Regions from separate parts of the Homo sapiens genome. Here region 2 is linked to region 1. A link is an interaction called in ENCODE POLR2A ChIA-PET data of the cell type or tissue named here. Cell type or tissue: PC-9. All regions are shown on one strand. Each heading gives the region's core, and the rest is flanking DNA. Links, peaks and the distances in the headings are about the cores only. Region 1 has its middle 110 kb from the start of MIR365B. Region 2 overlaps RAB11FIP4 (RAB11 family interacting protein 4).

Evidence for each region. ChIA-PET counts read pairs that join two places held together with the same protein. Peaks named below come from ENCODE experiments on the same cell type or tissue, not always from the same donor. Only the 100,000 strongest peaks of a DNase experiment are listed, where the experiment ranks them.
Region 2: POLR2A ChIA-PET joins it to region 1 with 5 read pairs; 3 of 35 experiments call an interaction of 5 or more read pairs at or near these places.

What each region holds. Positions count from the first base shown.
Region 1 is chr17:31,684,130-31,690,414 of GRCh38, forward strand. No RefSeq gene overlaps it. Among named protein-coding and RNA genes, the nearest start is that of MIR365B, 110 kb to the left of the region's middle. In PC-9, for the core only: no CTCF peak of the experiment used is centred there; DNase peaks (open chromatin) are centred at 3,562 and 4,802.
Region 2 is chr17:31,471,695-31,477,979 of GRCh38, forward strand. The region is part of intron 3 of RAB11FIP4 (RAB11 family interacting protein 4); the gene reads left to right. Among named protein-coding and RNA genes, the nearest start is that of MIR4724, 60 kb to the right of the region's middle. RefSeq lists an enhancer at 4,633-5,449. In PC-9, for the core only: no CTCF peak of the experiment used is centred there; no DNase peak of the experiment used is centred there.

The DNA of each region.
Region 1 (6,285 bases), core at 1,271-5,270:
CGCCTGTGGTCCCAACTACCTGGGAAGCTGAAGTGGGAGGATCACCTGAACCCAGGAGATTGAGGCTGCAGTGAGCTGCGATCATGCCACTGCACTCCAGCCTGGGCAGCAGAGTGAGACCCCATCTCAAAAAAAAAATTGGCAAAATTCTTTCTAGGCACTTTATAAAAGAAGAAACCCAAATGGCTAATAAACACATAAAAATGTGCTCAATCTCATTTATAATCAGGAAAATGTAAATTGAAACCACAAAGAGATATTACTACATACATGCCATAAGGACAGTCAAATTCTGACACTACCGAGTGCTTAGTGAGGATGTGTAGCTGCAGGAACTCTTATACACTGCTTATAAGAACAATAAATTGGTGCAACCACTTTGATTAACAGTTCAGCACCTTCTGGTAAAGTTGAATAAGTAGAAGCATACTTAGACGAACTCATGCAGTGTATCTGCACCAAAAGTGATGAACAATGAATGTCTAGCAGCTTTCTTGTTAAGCCAGAATACTAGAAATAGCCCAGATCTCCAAAAATAGTAAATCAGATAAATGAATTGTAGCATATTCATAAATGGAATGCCATATAGCCATGGAAATCGACAAACTATAGCTATATGCAACAACATAAATGAAGCTTACAAATATAATTTTGAACAAACAATACAAAAGAATACATTTAGAATAATTCAATTTCTTTTATATATATATGTCAAAATATGCAAAATGAATGTATCTTGTTTAGAGGTGAATACATAGGAGAGATGATAAGCAAATGAAAAGCAAGAAAAATATTATCTTGAAAGTCAGGATAGTAGTTATTTCTGGGAAGAGGGAGGGGGTTGTCAATGGAAAAGGTACATAAGGGGGCGTCTTGGAGTGCTGGTAATATTCTAGGTGTTCAAGACCAAAGAGCCTCTTACCCCTGGCCAATGACTGTGGTTAGGGGAACTCCTTAAGCTGATTGACTTAAATCTAGAGTGCTGAACCAATCCCTGGCAAGAGAAGTGAGATTATTTAAATTTAGATCAACCCAGGTCCATCCCTAAAACTGTGGTGGAATGGGCTGCCCCTGAGGCACACAGACCACTTGGGAAAAGAGTGGATATCTGAATAAAATCATAGTTCTTTTAAGAAGAAGGAGGAAATAAATGCTGAGAAGGTACCCACCCACATCAACTGTAACCCTAATTCAGCTGCTGTGATTAAATATTCACAGTTACCATTCCCGGCACTACCCACACTGGACCCCAGAACCCTTTTATACCACCCCACCACAAGGCATGGGGGTCTTTGTGTTACTCCCTCAGGATTATAGGGTCCAGGTAAGAGCCTGGACACAGTTGAGTCCAGGTCATTGGCACTCCCCATGTGTCAGGAAGGAGAGGAGAGGAACATCTTTCCTTATTTAGTTCTCTTATTCAAAGAGGGTTCTGCTTCCCATCTGTTCTGGGATTCCCCTGAAATAGGAGAGGCATTCGAATGCCAGGTAGTCAGTGGGGGTTGGGGAAGAAGGAAGAACACCCTTTGATTGACAAACCCTGTCCAGATCCATTCCTCCCTTCGCCCCGCCAACAGCCTTGTATGGTAGATATGGGTGTCACTATTTCCATTGGCAGACAAGGAAACTGAGTCAATGTAAATACCTTGACCAAGTTCATACAGCTAATAAATGGCAAAACTCAAACTTACATCCACCGCTTTGACTCTGAAGCTGATTCTCTGCCCACAGCCTCAGGCTGCCTCCTATTAAAGAGCTTCAGATTATTAATAATGGGAGCAGGTTTGATTGGGAGAGCAAGTGGTTTCTCAGGAAATGTCTCAGAGATGGGAGGCTGGGTCACATTCTACCCAGGACCTTCCTGGAAACTTCAGTCCTCAGGAGGCTGGTCCTGCCGAGTTAATGGTTGGCTATTTTGGTCTGCACTTGGCTAATCTGCAAGTCCAACCCACCCATAACCACCATCCTCACCCCCACCCATAACTCAGTATCCAGATAAAGACTGGAAGGGAGGATATTCCAGAGACTGGATATGGACTCCCTAGGGTGATCGGAATCAAAGAATCTTTCTCCAAACCAACCCATTACCCTACACAGAAATTCTCTAGCACCATGAACCCATGACTGAGCACCGCTGGGGGCAGGCACCACCTCCTCTGCCAGCTGCCCATTTGAATGTCAGGTGGCCTCCTTGTTAGAACCCCTGACTTCCATCAAGTCAAAAGCTCCCTCCATGTAATGTCCACATCCTGGTCCAGTTCTGGCCTTGTGCAGGGGGTAAGTGTCCCCAAGACATTCCTTCAGAGAGAAGAGGGAAAAAGAGGATTGGGATGAAGAGATACAGGGGTAAGGACAAGGCAGAGAAAAAAGATTTTCTTCTTCAAGGTAAAATTCTGAGTCCTGAAAGCTGCTCCCCAGACCAGAATTAAACTTAACACTTAGGCCCTGAGCTCTAGTGGATCGTGCATATCACAAACCCACAAAAATAAATAAATTGATTAACAAGTACTGGATTGCCTGTAACTCGGGATCCTGCCTCAGCCCTGGCACAGCACAGCCCCAGCCCTAAACAGCTGCTCTCATGACTAACACCGTCCAGACCCCAGGAACTGCTTCAACGCTGTTACTGTCCAAAGCTTTACCTTTAGATACCACGAAGGTTTGTGGGTTTTGCCAATGCCAAGGTTGGACACTGAGCAGAGAGGATGCAAGCAGCAGAAACACTTGAGTGAAAGAAAGAAAAGACACATGAAATAACTTGCAAAATCTTTCCTGTCACATAGCAGGAATGGGCCAGATCCTTGCATTCAATGGATCACATTTTCCAGGGGCGTTGAGTTGTTTTCTCGCTTCTTTGATGTTCCTATTAGTTGTTCTAGAGCTATTAATAAATTAATACGGCATTCTCAAGACTTGCACAAGAGTGGTTGAGGGACGCTTTGCAATCTTAAATAATTCATATTAGTCTTAGATTTGTATATATCTAGGTTTGGACATAATATACATCAGTGGTCCCCAACCTTTTTGGCACCAGGGGCTGATTTCGTGGGAGATAATTTTTCCATGGACAGGGTGTGGGAAATGGTTTCCAGATGAAACTGTTCCACCTCAGATCATCAGACATTAGGTTCTCATAAGGAGCACACAACCTAGATCCCTTGGCCAGGCACGGTGGCTCATGCCTGTAATCCCAGCGCTTTGGGAGGCCAAGGCAGGTGGATCACTTGAGGTCAGGAGTTTGAGACCAGCCTGGCCAGCTGGTGAAACCCAGTCTCTACAAAAAATACAAAAATTAACCAGGCATGGTGGCGAGCACCTATAATCCCGGCTACTCAGGAGGCTGAGGCAGGAAAATTGCTTGAACCTGGGTGGCGGAGATTGCAGTGAGCCAAGACTGTGCCATTGCACTCCAGCCTGGGCAACAAGAGCGAAACTCCGTCTCAAAAAAAAAAAAAAAAGGAGCACACAACCCAGATCCCTCACATGCACAGTTCACAATAGGGGGTTTGAGCTCCTGTGAGAATCCAGTGCCACCACTGATCTGACAGGAGATGGAGTCATGCACTAATGTGAGCAATGGGGAGTGGCTGCAAATACAGACGAAGCGTCACTCACTCTTCTGCCACTCACCTCCTGCTGTGCCACCCCATTCCTAACAGGTCATGGCCTGGGGGCTGGGGACCCCGATATACATGAAGCATGATACTAATTCTTTACATTGTCAGACCTTGAATTGCAGAATTGCAATAGCTTTTTAATAAAAATATTTAATAAGATTTAATTAAATTATCAAAAAATAAAAATGATTTTATTAAATAACTTTATTAGTTTCATATTAATGATAATTTATATTTTACCTTTAATTTTAATAGATAATTTGGAACAGGGGTCAACCAACTTTTTCTCACAGGGAAAGACAATAAACATTTTTTACTTTTCAGGACATGTGATCTCTGTTACAACTACTCAAATCTGGTGTTGTAGCAAAAAAGCGCTGTAGACAGTATGTAAAGGAATAGATGTGGCTGTGTTCCATAAATGCTTGTTTACAAAAACAGGCCCACAACCATGGACCTTATTTTGTTGATCCTTGATTTAGAAGATAAGAACTTTTTTAAAAAACAAAATCATTTTTAATTTTTTACACTCACCTCAATTTGATGAAAATACTTTTTTTTTTTTTTTTTTTGAGACAGGATCTCACTCTGTCACCCAGGCTGGAGTGCAGTGGCATGATCTCGGCTCACTGCAACCTCCACCTCCTGGGTTCAAGTGATTTTCATGCCTCAGCCTCCTGAGTAGCTGGGATTACAGGTGCGCACTACCACGCCTGGCTCATTTTTTTTTTTTTTTTTGTATTTTTAGTAGAGACTGGTTTCCCCCTGTTGGCCAGGCTAGTCTCAAACTCCTGACCTCAAATGATCCACCTGCCTCGGCCTCCCAAAGTGCTGGGATTACAGGTGTGAACCACCACATCCGGCCTGATGAAAATACTTTAAAAAATTTATTTTATTCATGCAAGTTTATGGGTTACATGAGAAAATTTGTTACATGTACCTGAAAATACATTTGAATACATTTTTTTAAGCTCATTACTACTTAGGGAGGTCAAGGTGGGAGGATCACTTGAAACCAGGAGTTTGAGACCAGACTGGGCAACAAAGAAAGACTCCATTTCTATAAAATTTTCTTTAAAAATTAGCCAGGTATGGTGGCATGTGCCACCCAGCAACTCAGGAAGCTGTGGTGGAAGGAATTTGAGGCTGAGCCAAGGAATTTGAGGCTGCAGTGAGCTATGATCATACCACTGCACTCCAGCTTAGGCAACACAGTGAGATCCTATCTCTAAAAATAATAATAATAATGATAAAGCGGATTACTGCTATCAATAGAACAGAAATTATGCAAAAATATTAATCATAACCATAATTAGTGATTTTTCTAAAAATAAGGCAGGAAGGGCCAGGTGTGGTGGCCCATGCCTATAATCCCAGCACTTTGGGAGGCTGAGGTGGGCAGATGGCTTGAGTCCAGGAGTTCGAGACCAGAGTGGGTAACATGATGAAACCCTGTCTCTACAAAAAATACAAAATTTGGCTGGGCATGGTGGCGCACGCCTGTATTTCCAGCTACTTGGGAGGCAGAGGTGGGAGGACTGCTTGAGCTGAGGGGGTGAGGGTTGCAGTGAGCTGTGATCATGCCACTGTACTCCAACCTGGGTCACAGAGCAAGACTGTGTCTCTAAATAAAGAAGGCAAGAAAACAAATTGTATGAAGAAGAAAAATAATTAGTGATTTATGTATGCTTTTGTTTTATTGCTCATCCCAATATTACTGGCCCATCAACAGAGTTTATTTATTTATTTATTTATTTTTGAGATGGAGTCTCTCTGTTGCCCAGGTTGGAGTGCAGTGGCGCAATCTCAGCTGAATGCAACCTCTGCCTCCCGGGTTCAAGTGATTCTGGTGCCTCAGTCTCCCGAGTAGCTGGGATTACAAGCACGCGCCATCATGCCCAGCTAATTTTTGCATTTTTTAGTAGAGACAGTTTTCACCATGTTGGCCATGCTGGTCTCGAACTCCTGACCTCAGGTGATCTGCCTGCCTTGGCCTCCCAAAGTGCTGGGATTACAGGTGTGAACCACTGCACCCAGCCAACAGAGTATATTTAGTCATCTAAAATAGTCTTTACAGTTAACATTTTTTATATAAGTAGAGAGAATACACTCTAAAATAATGATAAGTAGCATAATAAATACATAAACTAGTAACATAGTAGTTTATTATCATTATCGAGTATCAGGTACTGTACCTAATTTTTTTTTTTTTGAGACAGTGTCTCACTCTGCACTCTGTCACTTTGTCATCTAGGCTGTAGTGCAGTGGTAGGATCATGGCTCACTGCAGCTACTTCCCAAGTAGCTGGACTTAGGAAGCATGGTAGCATGCCACCATGCCAGTCTAGTTTTTATTTTTTGTAGACACAGGGTTTCACCACATTGCCCAGGCTGGTATTAAACTCCTGGCCTTAAGTGATCCACCCGCCTTGGCCTCCCAGAGTGCTTTGATTACAGGCGTGAGCCACCATGCCCAGCCTGTACATGTTATACTCATATGACTGGCAGTGGAGTAGGTTTGTTTATACCAGCATCACCACAAACATTTGAGTAATGCATTGCACTGTGACATTATGATGGCTACAACATCACTAGGCAATAGGAATTTTCCAGCTCCATTGTAATTGCAATGGGGCCACCATGGTATATGTGGTCTATTGTTGATTAT
Region 2 (6,285 bases), core at 845-4,844, 210 kb before region 1:
CAGCTCCCGAGCTCTCGGTGCTAATGTGAGGATGAAAGGCCCCCACCCTGCTGCTGCCCAGTGGGAGAGCCTGACGCTCAAGTTGGCGATGAGCCTTGCAGGCTGGGCCTGGATGTGTGTCTGAAACAGGGAGCCTTTTCAGGTGGGGAGGCGCCCTGGCTGAAGCCCTCAAATGCAGAGTCACGGGGCCGGGCGCAGTGGCTCACGCCTGTAATCCCAGCACTTTGGGAGGCAGAGGTGGGTGGATCACAAGGTCAAGAGATTGAGACCATCCCGGCCAACATAGTGAAACCCCATCTCTACTAAAAATACAAAAAATTAGCCGGGCGTGGTGGCGAGTGCCTGTAATCCCAGCTACTCGGAAGGCTGAGGCAGGAGAATAGCTTGAACCCGGGAGGCGGAGGTTGCAGTGAGCTGAGATCGTGCCATTGCACTCCAGCCTGGGCAAAAAGAGCAAAAGTCTGTCTCAAAAAAAAAAAAAAATGCAGAGTCACAGAACAGGAAAGGGGCTGCCCACCTGAGGTCAGGTCCCCAGACCTTGGCTGAGCACCGCCCTGGGCTCATAAAGAACCACTGTGCAGTGCCGCGTGATGAGTGCTCCCCCCATACCCAGCGCAGGGAACCTGGGGAGAGAGTGGCTGGTTCTGCCCTGGGGGTCGGGGCCAGCCGCAGGGAGCTGGCAGCCAAGCTGGGCCTTACGCGCTGAGTCATGGCTCTCATCATAAAGGCTTCATTCAGAGACACGGCCACAGGCGGCCCCAGCGCTCACCATCCCTGGTCCTCACAACCGGCCCAGGATGAATCCCAGCCGCACACCAGGGATACACCTGCGCACAGGAAGACATGGTCCCTTCTCTCAAAGAATTGCGGTCTGAGGGGAGAAGCAAGACCATGAACACGGAAATAAGTCAGTAGCGCCCATGCTGATAGAGAAAGTGCATCAAGAAGGCGAAGCAGAAGGGAAGACAGGGATGGCCATGGTGGGGGTTTTTCTCTAGGAAGAGGGCCTCATGCAGGAGGTGACGTGAGCCGAGCCAGACAGAAGTGAGGGATGGAGGCCAGGCATGGTGGTTCATGCCCGTAATCCCAGTACTTTGGGAGGCTGAGGAGGGTGGATCTCTTGAGGTCAGGAGTTCGAGACCAGCCTGGCCAACATGGTGAAACCCCATCTCTACTAAAAATACGAAAATTAGCTGGGCGTGGTGGCAGGCACCTGTAGACCCAGCTACTCAGGAGGCTGAGGCAGGAGAATCGCTTGAACCTGGGAGGTGGAGGTTGCAGTGAGCCGAGATTATGCCACTACACTCCAGCCTGAGCAACAGAGCAAGACTCGTCTCAAAAAAACAAAAAAGAAAAAAGAAGTGAGGGATGGAGGCACGTGAGGTGGGGGAGTGGGAAAGAGCTTGGCTGTTTGGTGGCTGAGTGATGGGAAGGTGGAATGGAATGGAAGGAGGACCCGGGCAGAGGTTCTGAGAGCACAAGCAAGGAGTCTGCACAAGAGGCCAGGCAAGGGCTTTTAGCTGGGAAATGACAAGACCTGCCTGATGTTTTAAAAATATCCCTGGCCAGTCACAGTGGCTCACGCTTATAATCCCAGCACTTTGGGAGGCTGAGGCAGGTGGATTGCTTGAGGCCAGGAGTTCAAGACCAGCCTGGACAACAAAGCAAGACCCAGTCTCTACCAAAAAAAAAAAAAAAATTAGCTGGGCATGGTGGCATGTTCCTGTAGTCCTAGCTACTCGGAGGCTGAGATGGGAGCATCACTGCAGCCCAGGTGTTAGAGGCTGCATGAGCTGAGATCACGCCACTGCGCTTCAGCCTGGGCGACAGAGTGAGACTCTGTCTCAAAAAAGAGCCCCTGCAGCACCTGGAGGAAGACAGCACTGGAATCGGGAAGAGTTAGGTGGTTGCATTTGTCCAGGGAAAAGAAGGTGAGAAGGAGGCGGTCAGCTCGGCCAGGCTGCCAGGACTGCTGATGTAGGTGGAGGAAAGAGCCATCCAGGGCTATTCCATGGTCCTCACCTGAGCTCCTGCATGGAGGTTGGTGCGATTTGCTCAGCGGGCATGGAGGGAAACTTGACATTTGGGTGGTAAGCATGTTAATTTGAGCTGCCCACTGGATAGTCAGTTGAAGTCGTCTGCACACTGTGGTATGCATCCACATCCCCTTGAGGTCCAAGGCCACCTGCCAGAAGTGTTGGCTGCTGCAGACCGTCCCCAGGAGCCAAAGGGGCTGCCTTGCCCAAGATGACAGACCCATCCTGGGGCAGCCCTCATCTGAAGGCTGGTCCAGGTGGGGACACAATGATTTTGCCCCCTTGCCTCTTTCTGGGCAACTTTGAAGGACTATCTTGGCTCCAGATGCCCCGGGGATCAGCTGAGGCTCATTGCAGCTGCAATGCAATCCACTTCTCCCTCTGCCCATCCTGCATCCCTTGTGCCCTCACAGGCCAAGCCCTAAGACATTCCCCAGTCAACTTCCTCACAGGCAATTGGATGCATTTAGTTCGGAGCTCCAGGAAGAGGTCTAGGCTGGGTGGCAACAATGTGGGGTGGGGACATCAGCACTGGTGGAATTTAAAGTCTCAGGCTAGGTGAGAAGGGAAGAGGATTGAAGCACAGAGCATGCCAACCTTGAGAGCTGAGGAGGTTGGAGGGGTGGTGCCCTGGAACCAAGCTAAGAAAGGTTTAAAGGGACCAGGTGCGGTGGCTCACACCTGTAATCCCAGCACTTTGGGAGGCCGAGGAGGGTGGATCACTTAAGGTCAGGAGTTTGAGACCAGCCTGGCCAATATGATGAAACCCATCTCTACTGAAAATACACAAGTTAGCCAGGTGTGGTGGTGCATGCCTGTAGTTCCAGCTACTCGGGGCTGAGGCAGGAGATTCACTTGAACCTGGGAGACAGAGGCTTCAGTAAGCTGAGATTGCGCCACTGCACTCCAGCCTGGGGGACAGAGCTAGACTCCATCTCAAAAAAAAAAAAAAAAGAGAGAAAGTGTTTAAAGGAGAGATCCGGTGCCTGTAATCCCATCTACTTGGGAGGCTAAGGCAGGAGAATAGCTTGAACCCGGGAGGTGGAGGTTGCAGTGAGCCAAGATTGCACCACTGCACTCTAGCCTGGGCACGACAGAGCGAAACACTGTCTCAAAAAACAAAACAAAACAAAACAAAACAAAACAAAAAACAAAAAAAAAACAGAGATTCACCTCACCAGGTGCTATGAGGATTGTTAAGGTAAGATGAGGACCCGTGACACTCTAGTTAGTTCATTTCAACCGCTGTGGTGTTCAGGGAGGAACTTGAAGGAACGTTTAAAGCCAGGGGCATAATGTGGTGAGGAGAGGAACTCATAGAGAAGGAGAAATGGATGATTCAGAAGGGGAGGGCAGGAGCAAAACCTTGAAGGGGATGGGGTCCAGGGCCCACATGGAAGGGTCCATCTGTGAATAATGCTTTGTATCAAGAAGAAGGCAGAGTAGAGGCACCTGTGCAGGTTGGTGTGTAGAGCTGGTGGGGAGGTCACTGGGCATGGTCACTGGCTGTGAGTGAGTGGTGGGAAGCAGTGCTGGAGATGAGAAGACAAGAAGAGAGGAGAGTCAGCTTAACCTGCAAGTCTCCCAGCTGCAAAGGGCACTGGTGCGCTTCAAACCTGACTCTGGGCTTCATTCACTGGAAAAAGCACAAAGAAAGACATTCTAAGCTGTCAAGACGTGGTAGGTTCAGCAAATAATACTAGTTACAGTAAAAAGATGTGAGCTGTTGCTACGCTTAAGCATTCGTCGTGCATTCTTTCATTTAACAAGCCATCCCTCAAAACCCCTGTGACACAGATACAGTTGGTCCTTATTACTTGCACATTCTGTATTTGCAAATTTGCCTGCTTGCTGAAATTCATTTGTAACACCAAAATCAATACTCGCAGAGCCTTTGTGATCATTTGCAAACATTCTCACGGTGGTGAAGATGTGAGTTGCCCAACGTGCATGTTCCCAGCTGAGGTCAAACAAGGCGACAAGCGGCCTTCTTGTTTCAGCTCTCATACTGTAAACAAGTGTCCTCTTCACGGTCTAGTTAGTGCCACGTTTTCTGCATTTTTGTGTGGTTTTTTTTTTTTTTGGCGATTTTGCTATTTGAAATGGCCCCCAAAGGCTGTCTAGTGTTCCTAAATGCAAGAAGGCTGGGACGTGCCTTGTGGAGAAAATAACGACTGAGTGTTAGATAAGCTTTGCCCAGGCATGAGCTACAGTGAGTTCAATGTTAATGAATCAACAATATGTATTAAATATAGTGTCTTTAAACAGAGACATGCTTAAAACAAGGTTATGCATTGATCGTTTGATGAAAATGTTGTGATCAGAGGCTCACAGGAATTGAACCAGTATTTCCCCTAGGGGCAATGGTTCAGTATTCACGATTCTGTGTTTGTAGTGACTTCATAGAGCATAACTACTGCAAATAATGAGAATCGACTGAACTTTTTTTTTTTTTTTTTTTTTTTTTTTTTTGATACGGTGTCCTCCTCTGTCACCCAGGCTGGAGTGCAGTGGTGCAATCTTGGCTCACTGCAATGTCTGCCTCCTGGGTTCAAGTGATTCTCCTGCCTCAGCCTCCCAAGTAGCTGGGATTACAGGCACGTGCCATCACGCCCAGCTAATGTTTGTATTTTTAGTAGAGACGGGATTTCACCATGTTGGCCAGGCTGGTCTCAAACTCCTAACCTCAAGGGATCCACCCACCTCGGGCTCCCAAAGTGCTGGGATTATAGGTGTGAGCCACCGTGCCTGGCCTCGTGTGTACTATTAACTCTGTTGGTCACATAAGAAACCAAGGCTAAGAGACTAGACGAGCTACAGGTAGTAATAGCAGAGCTGGGGCTGAAACCTGGGCTGGTGGGGCACTAGGGGGCTTCACCCCATGAATGTGGCCTTGTGATCCAGTGGGGACCACAGGGGACCTGGCCTGGAAGAAAGGTTTCTTTTTTAGGGCACCCCATGAGCAGCCTGCCTCCCCACTGCACTGGCCTCTCCAGTTTCTACGTGAACACAGAAGCTCCTTCAGCCCTCCTGGGCTGCAGCCACAGAGCTGTTGCTGGGCCGTGGTTTTCCCCTAAGTGGGTGGAACAGTGGCTCCGTGTCCAGAGGCCGGGCACCTTTGGTTTTCCTTTGCCCAGCCCAGCCCTGGCAGGGGAGGCACAAAGGAGGCATCTGTGACTGAGCACGGAGGCCAGCCAGTCTCCCGACACCAGCCCATCCGGTCTGCTGTGGCCTCCTGTTTATTCAGGGGATAAACTTGGGCAGGCCCCAGGGAGCCGCCCTCTCCCCAGCCCCACCACCTTCTCCACAGGGCAGAGTCTGCAGCCCTTCTTCTGTCTTTTGTGGGGTAGCTTGCGTGTTGTGGTTTGGGATACTTCTTCATCCCAGCATCACTGAGATAATTTAGGAGACAATTGCGGGGGACTCTGCTTTCAGAGTGGAGTTACAAGCCCTTCAGTGTGTGTCCTTCCAACCCCAGAACAGACTCAGAGTCGTCATCGTCCACTGTCATCCCGCCTCTCAGGAGGCCGCTAAATCTGAGACTAATGGCTGCCACCTGGAGTGTTCCTCAGGCAGGGAGCAACCACACGACTGTGAGGAGGGGGCACTTACCTGGTGGGGGGCTCAGTGCTCCCCTGTGGGGCTGAGGAAGGAGCCTGGGCTTGGGGAGAAGCTGGGTGCTCCCCGCCCACCCTCCTTGACCCATCAGATATAGATGAGAAGCCACGGCTGGGAGGGTGCGAAGCTGACAGCAGAGCCCCAGGTCCCCAGACAAGCTGTGGGGAGAAGAGCAGCGCGGGCGTCAGAGGCGCCTGGACAGGCAGCCGGCAGGTCCACAGCAAGGCTGCACCTTGTTCTTCCTTGGTCTCTGGGTGGCCAGCACTAGGTCTGGCCTGCGGTTTCTGCTCAGTGATTCTTGTTTGAGTAAATGAATGACGGGGTGAATGAATGAATGGTCTTGGTTCTATGATGGTTACTTTGGGGAAGTTATTTTATTATACAAAACCGAGCCTCTCTTTTTTACATAGGATAACGGCTAGGTGCACAGTCTCTGGAGCCAGGCTGCCTGGGTTTGACTCCTGGCTCTCAACTTACTAGCTGTATGTCCTTGAGTAACCTCTCTGAGCCTCAGTTTCCCCATCTGTAAAATGGGGATAATACCTGCCTCGTAGGGTTGTCGGGAGGATTAAATGAGCTCATATCATGTGAAGCACTAGAACGGAGCTTGTATATATTAAGTGCTATGTGG